Regions from separate parts of the Homo sapiens genome. Here region 2 is linked to region 1. Evidence: chromatin loops called from intact Hi-C (ENCODE). Cell type or tissue: PC-9. All regions are shown on one strand. Links, peaks and the distances in the headings refer to the core of each region. The heading gives the core; the rest is flanking DNA. Region 1 overlaps POU2F1 (POU class 2 homeobox 1). Region 2 overlaps RCSD1 (RCSD domain containing 1).

The links. Hi-C counts contacts between places; a loop is a spot of excess contacts. Peaks named below come from ENCODE experiments on the same cell type or tissue, not always from the same donor. Only the 100,000 strongest peaks of a DNase experiment are listed, where the experiment ranks them.
Region 2: it touches region 1 in a loop (17-fold over the local background); 5 of 110 quality-filtered maps call a loop at or near these places.

What each region holds. Positions count from the first base shown.
Region 1 is chr1:167,399,334-167,404,717 of GRCh38, forward strand. It overlaps POU2F1 (POU class 2 homeobox 1), which reads left to right. Exons shown (of 16, transcript NM_002697.4): 12 at 1-32; 13 at 2,118-2,223. Among named protein-coding and RNA genes, the nearest start is that of CD247, 120 kb to the right of the region's middle. In PC-9, for the core only: CTCF peaks have their summits at 2,110 (motif pointing right) and 2,309; a DNase peak (open chromatin) is centred at 2,128; H3K27ac peaks cover 574 bases.
Region 2 is chr1:167,684,783-167,690,166 of GRCh38, forward strand. It overlaps RCSD1 (RCSD domain containing 1), which reads left to right. Exons shown (of 7, transcript NM_052862.4): 3 at 639-728; 4 at 5,267-5,338. Among named protein-coding and RNA genes, the nearest start is that of TRP-CGG1-1, 27 kb to the right of the region's middle. RefSeq lists enhancers at 3,061-3,240, 4,468-5,384. In PC-9, for the core only: CTCF peaks have their summits at 3,315 (motif pointing left) and 3,514; a DNase peak (open chromatin) is centred at 3,299.

The DNA of each region.
Region 1 (5,384 bases), core at 75-5,074:
TTAAAGCAATTTTCCCCAGCCCAACTTCACTGGTAAGAATAAAAAATAGGGAGTGCAAGCTCAAGGGCTAATTTTTGCAATTTTACAAATGACCTGTTAAATCAGTTTATTTCATAATAGTAATTTAATGAATAAATACATCAAATAAATGCATGTAAATTTGTATTTTAGACATTACCAAGGTAATGAAATTCTCATTCTCTCTTTCCTTGTCTCTCGTGCTCTCTCTCTCTCTCTGCTGAGGTCACTGGTCTTGAGGTGCCCCTGCATGGAGGGTGAAATCTCGTGTTGTTATTAACCCAAGAACTTATTGGTCTTGCTTATTTTTTATTTATTTTTCTATTTATTTTATTTTTTTGAGACAGAGTCTCATTCCATCACCCAGGCTGGAGTGCATTGGTGCGATCTTGGCTCACTGCAACCTCCGCCTCCTGGGTTCAAGCGATTCTTGTGCCTTGGCCTCCCGAGTAGCTGGGATTATAGACGTGTACCACCATTCCCGGCTAATTTTTTGTACTCTTAGCAGAAGCAGGGTTTCACTATGTTGGCCAGGCTGGTCTTGAACTCCTGACCTCAAGTGATCCCTTGGCCTCCCAAAGTGCTGGGATTACGGGTGTGAGCCACCATTCCCAGTCTTTTTTTTTTTTTTTTTTTTTTTTTTTTTGTTGAGACAGAGTTTCACTCTTGTTGCCCAGGCTGGAGTGCAATGGTACGATTTCAGCTCACTGCAACCTCCGCCTCCTGGGTTCAAGCGATTCTCCTGCCTCAGCCTCCCAAAGTAGCTGGGATTACAGGCGCCCGCCACCAGACCCAGCTAATTTTTTTGTATTTTTAGTTGAGACCAGGGTTTCATCATGTTCTCCAGGCTGGTCTTGAACTCCTGACCTCAGGTGATCCACCTGCCTCAGCCTCCCAAAGTCCCAACGTGCTGGGATTACAGGTGTGAGCCACTGCGCCCAGCCCACCTATCTTATTTTTTAAAGTGAACAATTTTAATTCTTTCATCACATTTCCATCATACTCTTCTCTGGTATAGTTCATTAGATTACTCTGTAACCATGGGAGTAAATTTGCTGCTGATCCCAGTTATCTCAGAAAATCTTGTTACTTTTTATTCATGTTGAGTCCTAAAGCCCAGTTTATTAAACTTACACTCACGTGATTAAGTGACAATAAGTTACCAGATAACCTTCAGTTCTGAACTTGTATTAAAACAATCATCTCAGGTCTTTTACTTTGAAACAACATATGATCCTTTCCTGTGAAGCCTCATTGAGTAACTTCTGCTGTTTGCATTATTCCTAGACTGAAGAGACATACAGTGGTCGTATGACTCCCTTGGTTTTTAGGATGATTATGAATTTGACTTCTACATTGTCAGGATTCAAAAGATGGGAATATTGTTGAGTTTGCATTTCTGTTCTTTTTAAATTTGGTTTTATTTTATTTGAATGTCATTCCATACTGGCAGGCTTTTTAAACTAAGGTCAGCATTAAAAGCACATGTTAGTTTATGTGAAGGTTGTAGTTGTTAAATGGTGGGCCTGTAGTCATAAAGTTATGAGATAGTTATGAAAAAGATAATTATTAATCAACAATTTTGTTTTGTAAAGGTGATGTTTGTGTTTTAGATTTGTACTAAAAGAAAGACAGTATTTCTTGCAAAACTAGAATTTTTTGTTATTTCAAAACTAATCCGTTTTTTTTAAAAGTTTGCTTCACATTATTTTCATAATTTTATTTTATTAAAACCAAACCTAAGGCAATACTGCCCCCCTACAGAGTCAAAAGTAAAAGTAATACATGTACCCCAGATTCCCTGATCCTGTCAAATAGTTTTCTTATTTAGGTAAAGTTGATAATTAGTATAATGTTTCTTACCGACTTAGAGTATATCTGTCTCAACGCTATTGAAATTTACGAACTTTTTATTATTTATTTTTAAAACCCAGGCAAAGCTATCTGTGATATCAGTGAACAACCATCTTCGAATAGCAGCTTTCCAACATAGGATGTCAGGTGTCTCAATTCCAAGATCAAAGAAAGACTGTAAAATCATTTCCTCTTTAAGTTTTGATTTTAAGTGCTTTGTCCATGTTTTCATTTCTGACCTCAAGGTGGCGACCACACCAAGCCTTGTGACTAGCAGTGCAGCAACTACCCTCACAGTCAGCCCTGTCCTCCCTCTGACCAGTGCTGCTGTGACGAATCTTTCAGTTACAGGTAAGCAGCTGCCAGGCCATGCACCTGCTGAGCACATGGGAGGCCCGTTTTGGGTTATTATAAGAGTCTACCATTAAATTGTGAATTAAGGCCCTAACTAAAGATAGGTGTTGCTCATAAATATCAATTTTCTTTAAAGTAACTCCTTTCCTTAAAAGCCTTCAATAGCCGTGGCTTTTTGCATTCAGAAAAACCTCCAAGTTTGTCAATTCGTGAAGGTTATTTCCGGTCTGAACCTGATCTCCCACTAGTCTTTTGCCTACGCACCCTCAACACACAGGAGGCCTCCATCCATACCTTTGTAAACATCCCTACAATGGAAATGTCCATCTTAGCCTGCAGTTCTTGATCTGTTACTGATAAAACTATACCAGCTTGTATGTCAATTTTCTTGGAAATATTCTTTAGCTTTCCCAGGAAACTATTCATTTCCATGTACCTGTATTATAAATGATTTTATTTTTACACACCTGTCTTTCCCAATAGACTGCACTTCTCAAAAGATTTGATTATTCTTTTTGAACTCTTGATGCCTAGCTCAGTGCATGACATACTCACTATAAAATGAATGTTTTTTTTTCCTTTGGCCTCTTTTAAATAGCAAATTTTCCAGATAAATTTAAAATCACTTAGCATTGTCATCAGATGTTTTTTAGTGATACATAGTGCATAAGACATGCTGTAATTATTCACCAGGTTGGTTATTTGCTAGTACATCATTGGGTAGATTAATGATATTTCATAATGAAGCTTGATTTAACCTAGAGGTAGGGACTTTTATTTTTCTCACCCATGTTTTAAGTTTACAATGCCTCCTTGGCTCTATGACCTACCCATGATGTAAAAATTGAATAAATGGCTTTATATTATATTAAATTTCTACATTATTAGAACATTTTGTTTATTGTTTTCTGCATCCAATCATCCATTAATTTTTGCTTATGTTAAACAGTACTTCTTGACCTCTTCTGGATGTTGGACCTTTTTAAGAATTTGAAAGCTACAGACTTTTCCTCACACAAAATAGACATATACACAATTTTTAGTAAAATTTAAGGAGATTTATAAATGACAGCTCCCATCAACCTCCCACTCCAAGGCTATTTGTGGATACCTACAGGTTCCAGTTTTAATAACCTTGGTTCAAGAATATACTTAAGAACCTTGGTTAAGAATATATATAATATTGAGCACTTCCACTTAATAAGCAAACTGTTAGTGATTGATTGGCATTGTGTTGGGCACCAAGAATGTGAAGAACCATCTCTGAGGACCTTGTTGTCCAAATTGACTGCCAGTCACCTGGTAAATTATGAACTGAATCCTACCTTCCCAACAAATTATATTGCTTTAGGTCTAAAAATACCTGTCTCTTACAGAAATTTTGTTAATAGTTTACACATTAAGAACAAATAGCTTTGCAGTTTTCTTAAAATATGGGGAAAATCAAAGTAATTTTAGAGAGATTTTAATACTCAAAACTAGCTAAAAATTTGCATCAGTTTTTGATACTTCTTACCACTCACATTTTCTTGAACTCTTACTCAGCCTATTTATGTGGATCTATTTGTGATTTTTTTCTGACACGTTGATAATTTTTCCTGGAGTGAATTTTTTTTAATTATTAAAAACATTATTAGGAAATTCAAACAGGAAAAACAATCACAAGTACCATTTTTATTTTCTCTTTAAATCCTTTTTATATGTACATGTATGTACAGTTTCAGTAGTATTTGTGCAGTACAGTATTTGATTGCAGCCTTGTGATACTCTAAGCAGAGGACTCAGGCTCTGCCTGGACACCTGACCCACAAAAACTATGAGATAATAAATTGTGATGATTTAAGCTGCCGAATTTGTGTCATTGCTCCTTGAAAGAGAAGAAGAGTCAGTGTCAAGTGGGTTTTCTTTTCTTACTCTTTTATCAGCCGTTGCTCAAAACCATGCCCCTTTTTAATTTGTTTTTCCTCTTTGGACTGTAACTTTCTTGTACAGCCTCTTTTCCTCTGATATTTTTATACTGCCTTCTTTTTTTCTCTGTTGAGAAAAGTAGCATGTTTCTTTATCATGTTATTTATTAAAGACGGCCATTGTCTTAATCATACAACTTATGTAATGCAATCTGCTTTCTTCCTGAAGACTTTCTTCTTGGGATTTCTATGATTGCTTATTTTAAATTGTTTTCCTTGTTTTCCTGAGTTAGATCCAATGTTTCTCAGATGCCCTGTCATCCTCTTTGATTCCTTTTTGTCTGGAGCACGTTCTCAAGTAATTTTATTTAGAAAGGTTACATGGGAGGTAAAACTTCTAAATACATGTATAACTGAGAAGTATTTATTTTGCCTTCACAGTATTTTTTGGAGTTTGTCCAGTTACAAAAGTATTTTTCCTTTGAATTTTGTTGTGTTTTAGCATCTAGTGTTGCTAGTGAAAAGTCTGATTTCAATCTCTTTTTCCTTGTTTTTTCTCTCTGTAAACCTTAAGGGTTTTTTAAAATCTTATACTGTTCTAAAATTTCACTACAAGGTTTCAAAGAAGGGGCCTTTTAAAACTTGCCCTCATTGGCCTTCAGCAAGCATTTTCAATGTGAATTAATGTATTTCTTGCACTCTGGTAATTTATCTTTTTTTTTTTTTAAGTTAGGATTTTTTGGCATTCACTCTGTTTATTCATTTTGTGTCATTTGTAATGTGCTGTTGGCTTTTTTCATTGTCTGGTGATTTTTGTAGTGATGAATGCAAGATTACATTACTTATTATCAGTAGCCTGTAAGGGTTTTTCCTGACATTGTGTAGCTTCTGTTACTCAAGAGTCCCCTCCCCTGAATGGAAGGGCTCGCGGTGAGCTGTGAATGTGAATAAAGAACTGCCAAACTTTATTTCAGCCTATGAACAGGAAGCAGGCAGGCAAGCGAGGCTTTCTGTCATACTTTTCCAAAATGAGGGGTATCTTTCCTCATGCATGCAAGTACCTACACTAGAATCCTTAGCGTTCCATAGTCAGATTTTATTTTCTTTCAAGAGTAGGTGACTTTGGTTCTGTTCATTTGAGAGGTCTGGTAGAAGGAGGGAAAGGCCCACTGTGAGAGCTATTATGTGAATAGCCCTTGAATCACCCTGTTCTCTGACCCTATTTCCATCTACCTCAGTATCTGACAAATA
Region 2 (5,384 bases), core at 327-5,326, 290 kb after region 1:
AGAATCGCTTGAACCCAGGAGGTGGAGGTTTCAGTGAGCCGAGATGGTAACATTGCACTCCAGCCCGGGCAACAAGAGCGAAACTCAGTCTCAAAATAAATAAATACAAACAAGTGAGATGAGGGAAGGGTGCCCCAAGGTGGAGAGAAATCTATCGTGGCCCCTTGGGGCAAGTGAGTACTTATTTGCCTTGCATTTTTAGGTGCACTATTTCGGGGTTTTGTTTTCCCATCTGAAAGATCAGGTTCATAATTTCTAGACAGTACAGGCATGTCATAAAGGATAAAGAAGATAGCATTGATCTCAGGTGCTGGCACTGCCTGAAAACTGAATGTGATTCAGGTCGGTGAATCTCAAGTAAAAGTGGATATTCTAGCAGGAAAGGAAATGGAGTGGAGAGGGTGAAAGTCAAAATGGGTAGATGGTAAATAGAATTAATTTAAATAGTAAGCAGGCTGTCCCAAAGACACGCAGTTCCCTTCCTCCATTCTTAAATATTCCTACACTTCCCTAACATCCTAACATTCCTAAATCCCTAAACCTTCCTGAAACCAGTTTCCATTTCCTTGCTCTTCCTCCCTGTTGCCTGATCAGTGCTCTCTTTTTCTCTGTGTGTCTGTCTGTCGCCCTCCCTCCAGACACCAGCCAGTAAACCAACCCGAAGGAAACCGCCCTGTTCCCTCCCCCTGTTCCCCCCCAAGGTAGACCTGGGCCAGAATGGTGAGGAGGTAAGTGCTGCTGTTGGGGCTCAGAGGATGCTGTGATGGGTTTTCTTTCCTCTTCTTGAGGAAAGTTTGGAGGAGGGGGCACCAAACTCATACTTTAAAGCTCAGACTCTGTGCAGGGAATTTCTCCATTTCAGAGTGAATCTCCTCTTAAATGTTTCCTGAATCGTTTACTTTGGAAACTAGGCTCCTCCCTGCTCCCTTTTACTGAGGCTCCTTTATGATTTGTCAAGGACACGAACACTATTTTCCAAGCCTGAGAATTTTAGCAAAGAGAATGGGTCATATATTATTAACAGACCCAATTCAGGAGCCAGGAAAGTTCTGTTTTATTCCCAGATCTGACTTAGGTGATCTTGGAATAAGGTGTGGAGAAGGTACCTGGAAAGGGGGCTACACTTACATAGGGCAGGACGGAAGCATGAGAAAACCCCGTGATTCTGCAGTATCCTTGTAAAGCCTGGCTATTGTTCAAGATCACTGGAAGAAAACCAGAGCGCACAGGAGGCCTCGTTGCCCTCAGATATAAATAGCCAACGTTACCAACATAATAAAGGCTCTGGTATCATAGATCATAGCCAGTAATAGGTTCTTAGCCTGCATATTCTCCTATCTTTATTTATCTAATTGTAGCTGCAGGAGTGCCTTCTCCACACCTTATGCCAGCAACCCATGAACCTTCACTGTGGTCATAGTCTGTGCCAGAAATGGATTTGTATGTTCTGTCATCTCACCTGGGAGGCCAACCCCAAAATACAGCAAGCAAGCCAAAGACAATGTCATTCCCAAATTCCACTTCAACAACCTCTTTATTCTCCCCTTCTTTTTTGGGGACCAGCATCCTGACAATAGCCATTAGGTGCCCTATGTGAACTTGGGCAAGCATCTTAATGCCTACATTTTCTCATCTATAAAGTGAAACAGCTGAAATAGATCAATGGTTTTCAAGCCTTTTTGTCAACCTAAGGCTTATAAACAGAAGCCCACAAGATAAAGCAGAAACTCATCGCTGCCCCAGGCCAAGTGAGATGGGGGAGGGGAGGCCTGGAGCCCCAAATGCTCTCAGAATACTCTCTCCCCACTGACCAAGGGTCTTATTCTTGGATGAGAACCCCAAGGAGCACAGTTTAAAAACACTGAGGTTTTCCTTGGGTCTCTTCAAGTGCCAACAATATGATTCTGTGGCTTTATGGGGTCATCAGCCAGTGCTGTGACCAAACACATACCAACAACCTCTCTTTCCAGAGAATCAACTTCTCCTTGTAACCTTCAACCTCTGGGCTCAGTGTCTCCACTGCTATGCAATGGGTTGAGGTTATGGCCACTCAGAGCTTAATGTGAGACTGCCCCCTGATAGCCTGGGCTTGGCCCAGGAGAAGTCACCACACCATACCGAATCATTTTTCTTATTTGTGAAATTGAGGACAAAATCACTAACCAGATAGATCAGGGAGGCTGGCTAGGGAAGTTTTATCCCCTAGAGTAAAAGCAGAGGGAGTTAGGCTAGTGATTGGGTTAAACAGCTCCATCCTGGCAGCTCTGTGGAAATGCATTCACAGGTTTCACCCCATGGGGCACATCACCCAGAAGTTAAATGGCTTATAATGGCCAAGGGCTGGTTAAGTCCAAGGGCGGATTTTAGAAAATCCTGCCTGGAGTGACAGGCTGCTCGCACATTGAAAGGACACTACCTCCAGGGATCAATGACTTTTCGTGGCCTTGAAATTCACATAGAAGCAGGGCGTAGTGGCTCACGCCTGTAATCCCAGCACTTTGAGAGGCCGAGGTGGGCGGATCACGAGGTCAGGAGATTGAGACCATCCTGGCTAACACGGTGAAACCCCGTCTCTACTAAAAATACAAAAAATTAGCAGGCGTGGTGGCAGGCGCCTGTAGTCCCAGCTACTCGAGAGGCTTAGGCAGGAGAATGGCGTGAACCCCGGAGGCGGAGCTTGCAGTGAGCCTAGATCGCGCCACCGCACTCCAGCCTGGGTGACACAGCAAGACTCCGTCTCAAAAAAAAAAAAAAAAGAAAAGAAATTCACATAGAAATAAAATGAGCAGCCTGCTTTGTCTGGCAGGGCTAATTGGAGGCTGCTGTCCACATTTCTCCTTCCATACTCCTGTAGCTCAGCCTGCAGAGGCTCTAATGCTGGAAACCTTGGGGGCCTGCAGGGAGGGACCCGGTCAGGCTACCCCTCGGTTCCCAATGCACAGTGCCAGGAAGGGTCATTTCATCCCTGCCCCGCTATGCTTGCTCAGGTCTGAGACAGTGGGGTCAGCCCCCTGACAGCACCTGCTGACTGCAGGGCCCCTCCTGATGGCAGGGTGACCAAGAGTTACCCCTCTCTGGAAGAACCAGCTGAAGTTGGGTGTTTAATGCAGCCACAGATCCTGCCTCCTATACTCAGAAAAGGCTGAAAAGCATTCCCATCTGGAAATTAGTCCGTAGTTTCTAGACGTGGTAATAATGTCATGTAAATACAGCTATATATATACATATACAGGGATGGAAGGCTGGTTTTTCTCCACCGGATTGTTAGTCTCAGCCGCTTGCCTGAAGCCCCTTGTTAAACCGTAAGGGAAATGATGCCACCTGCTGTCATTTCCAGGAACTGCACTAGAGGCTATTTTGGATTCTTTCTGCTTTGCAATTCAAATCAATAGGGTTTTATGGAGCATCAGCTGGGTCCCCAGTACTATACTGTGTTTAAGGGGCAGGGTCCACTGAATTTCCACAGACTTCAGAAATCAGTGGTCAGCTGGGGAAGAGAAGAACTAATAATATTACATGAAGTGAGCTTTATCAGCAAAATTGTTGCTGCAGTTTCTAAAAGTTTCTCTGAAAACCCCAGCCCGTGTGAAATTTCCCTGTAAAGCACAGAAACCAAGGGCACTTCCATTGGGGCTGGAAGCTCTTTATACTCATCCTAGATAAAAAGCTCCTTGAAAGACTGCTATAGGAACATACCCGACAGTGAAGACACATGGAGGCAGAGGCAGCAGGAGTCCTTAGAATCATTTATTCCCGCCCAGCTGCATCTTGGTAGAGGAGGCTGAGGCCAAGGGCTTCGTCTGGCTCCTGCCAAAACTAGAATTAGAAGGAGTGGGGATCCTGTAAGTCCAGCCCATGCTCTCCCTTGGTGTTGGGCTGTAAAAAGATCACGAGGAGTTCAGTTGGGTGAGCCTCCCTCCTTCCATCACTAAAACACAATCATCTCACATTATAAATATCTCAGAATCTTCCTAAGAGATCAGTGTAGTTCTTCTTATTGTTCAGGAAAATTAGTACATGGGGTCAAGGAGCAGGTCATACACATTGGTCTCCACACTATGGGGAGATCCCTCCTCTGCCTTGGCCTCTGTCCAACCACATGGAAGTCATCCTCTTCCTTTTCTTCATCATCATCATCCTATCACTGTCACCATTCTCACATGTTTGTGGGGATTTTACGCAAAACACAGAGTTAATATTTTTACATGATATGGATCCCGAAGGCAGACAAGATTCCTGGCATTCATTCATCACAAAAATATCTACAACTAACAGAGAGTACGTATGATTATGTAACACATGCATCAGCCACGGACTGCTCCTGCCACCGAGACTGAATCATGCTCATCTTTGTATGACCCACACAATGTCTGGGACGTAGTAAATACTCAGTAAATGTTTACTTGGTTAAAAAGAATATTCAGGCTGGGCGTGGTGGCTCACGCCTGTAATCCCAGCACTTTGGGAGGTGGGTGGATCACCTGAGGTCAGGAGTTCGAGACCAACCTGGCCAACATGGTGAAACCCTGTCTCTACTAAAAATACAAAAACTAGCCAGGCATGGTGGTGCATGCCTGTAATTCCAGCTACTTGGGAGGCAGAGACAGGAGAATTGCTTGAACCCAGGAGGCGAAGGTTGCAGTGAGCCGAGATTGCGCCATTGCACTCCAGATTGAGGAACAAGCAGGACTCTGTCTCAAAAAAAAAAAAAAAAAGAAAAGAAAAGAAAAAGAATATTCAAATATTCAACATTTTGGAAAATCATAATTTATAAATCATGCCATCGATGGGATTTTCCAAAATATCACTGGGTCCAGGGAGGAATTCCAGTCATACCTCTGTCATCCTGGTCTGGTTTCTTGTTGTGTGTGTGACAAACAGGATGGTAATTTTTGCCCTTTGTCTTTGAAATCCCCCAAATTGTTGATTCACAGTGTTGAAGGTCATGAGGTGAAGATCTTGCTCAGATATAGTTTTCCTTCATAACAACAATGAAGTCACTCTTCCTGGGAGAGACCTTCTGTGTTAAGGATGTCGGCGCTGACTTCTCTAATTCTGATTTGAAGATCTTGCTGTGGTGGGATGAGGGAGGGAGGGGGAAAGTTCACGTCGCCCAGGCCCTAATGAAGTATGTGGGCTACTGAACTAATGAGAAAGTGGCAACACCAACTTCTCTTCTCCTTCTGCCTGTGGCTTTTGGGTTCCAACCAGAACCCCACTTTCCTCACCTTACTTATCTGGTTGTTTTGGTTGATTTGCTCCATAGAAATCACCACCCAATGCGAGCCACCCTCCTAAATTCAAGGTCAAGAGCTCGCCTCTGATTGAGAAGCTTCAGGTAAGTGCAGAATTCATTGTCTATTGCTACCTTTTATCTAACTCCA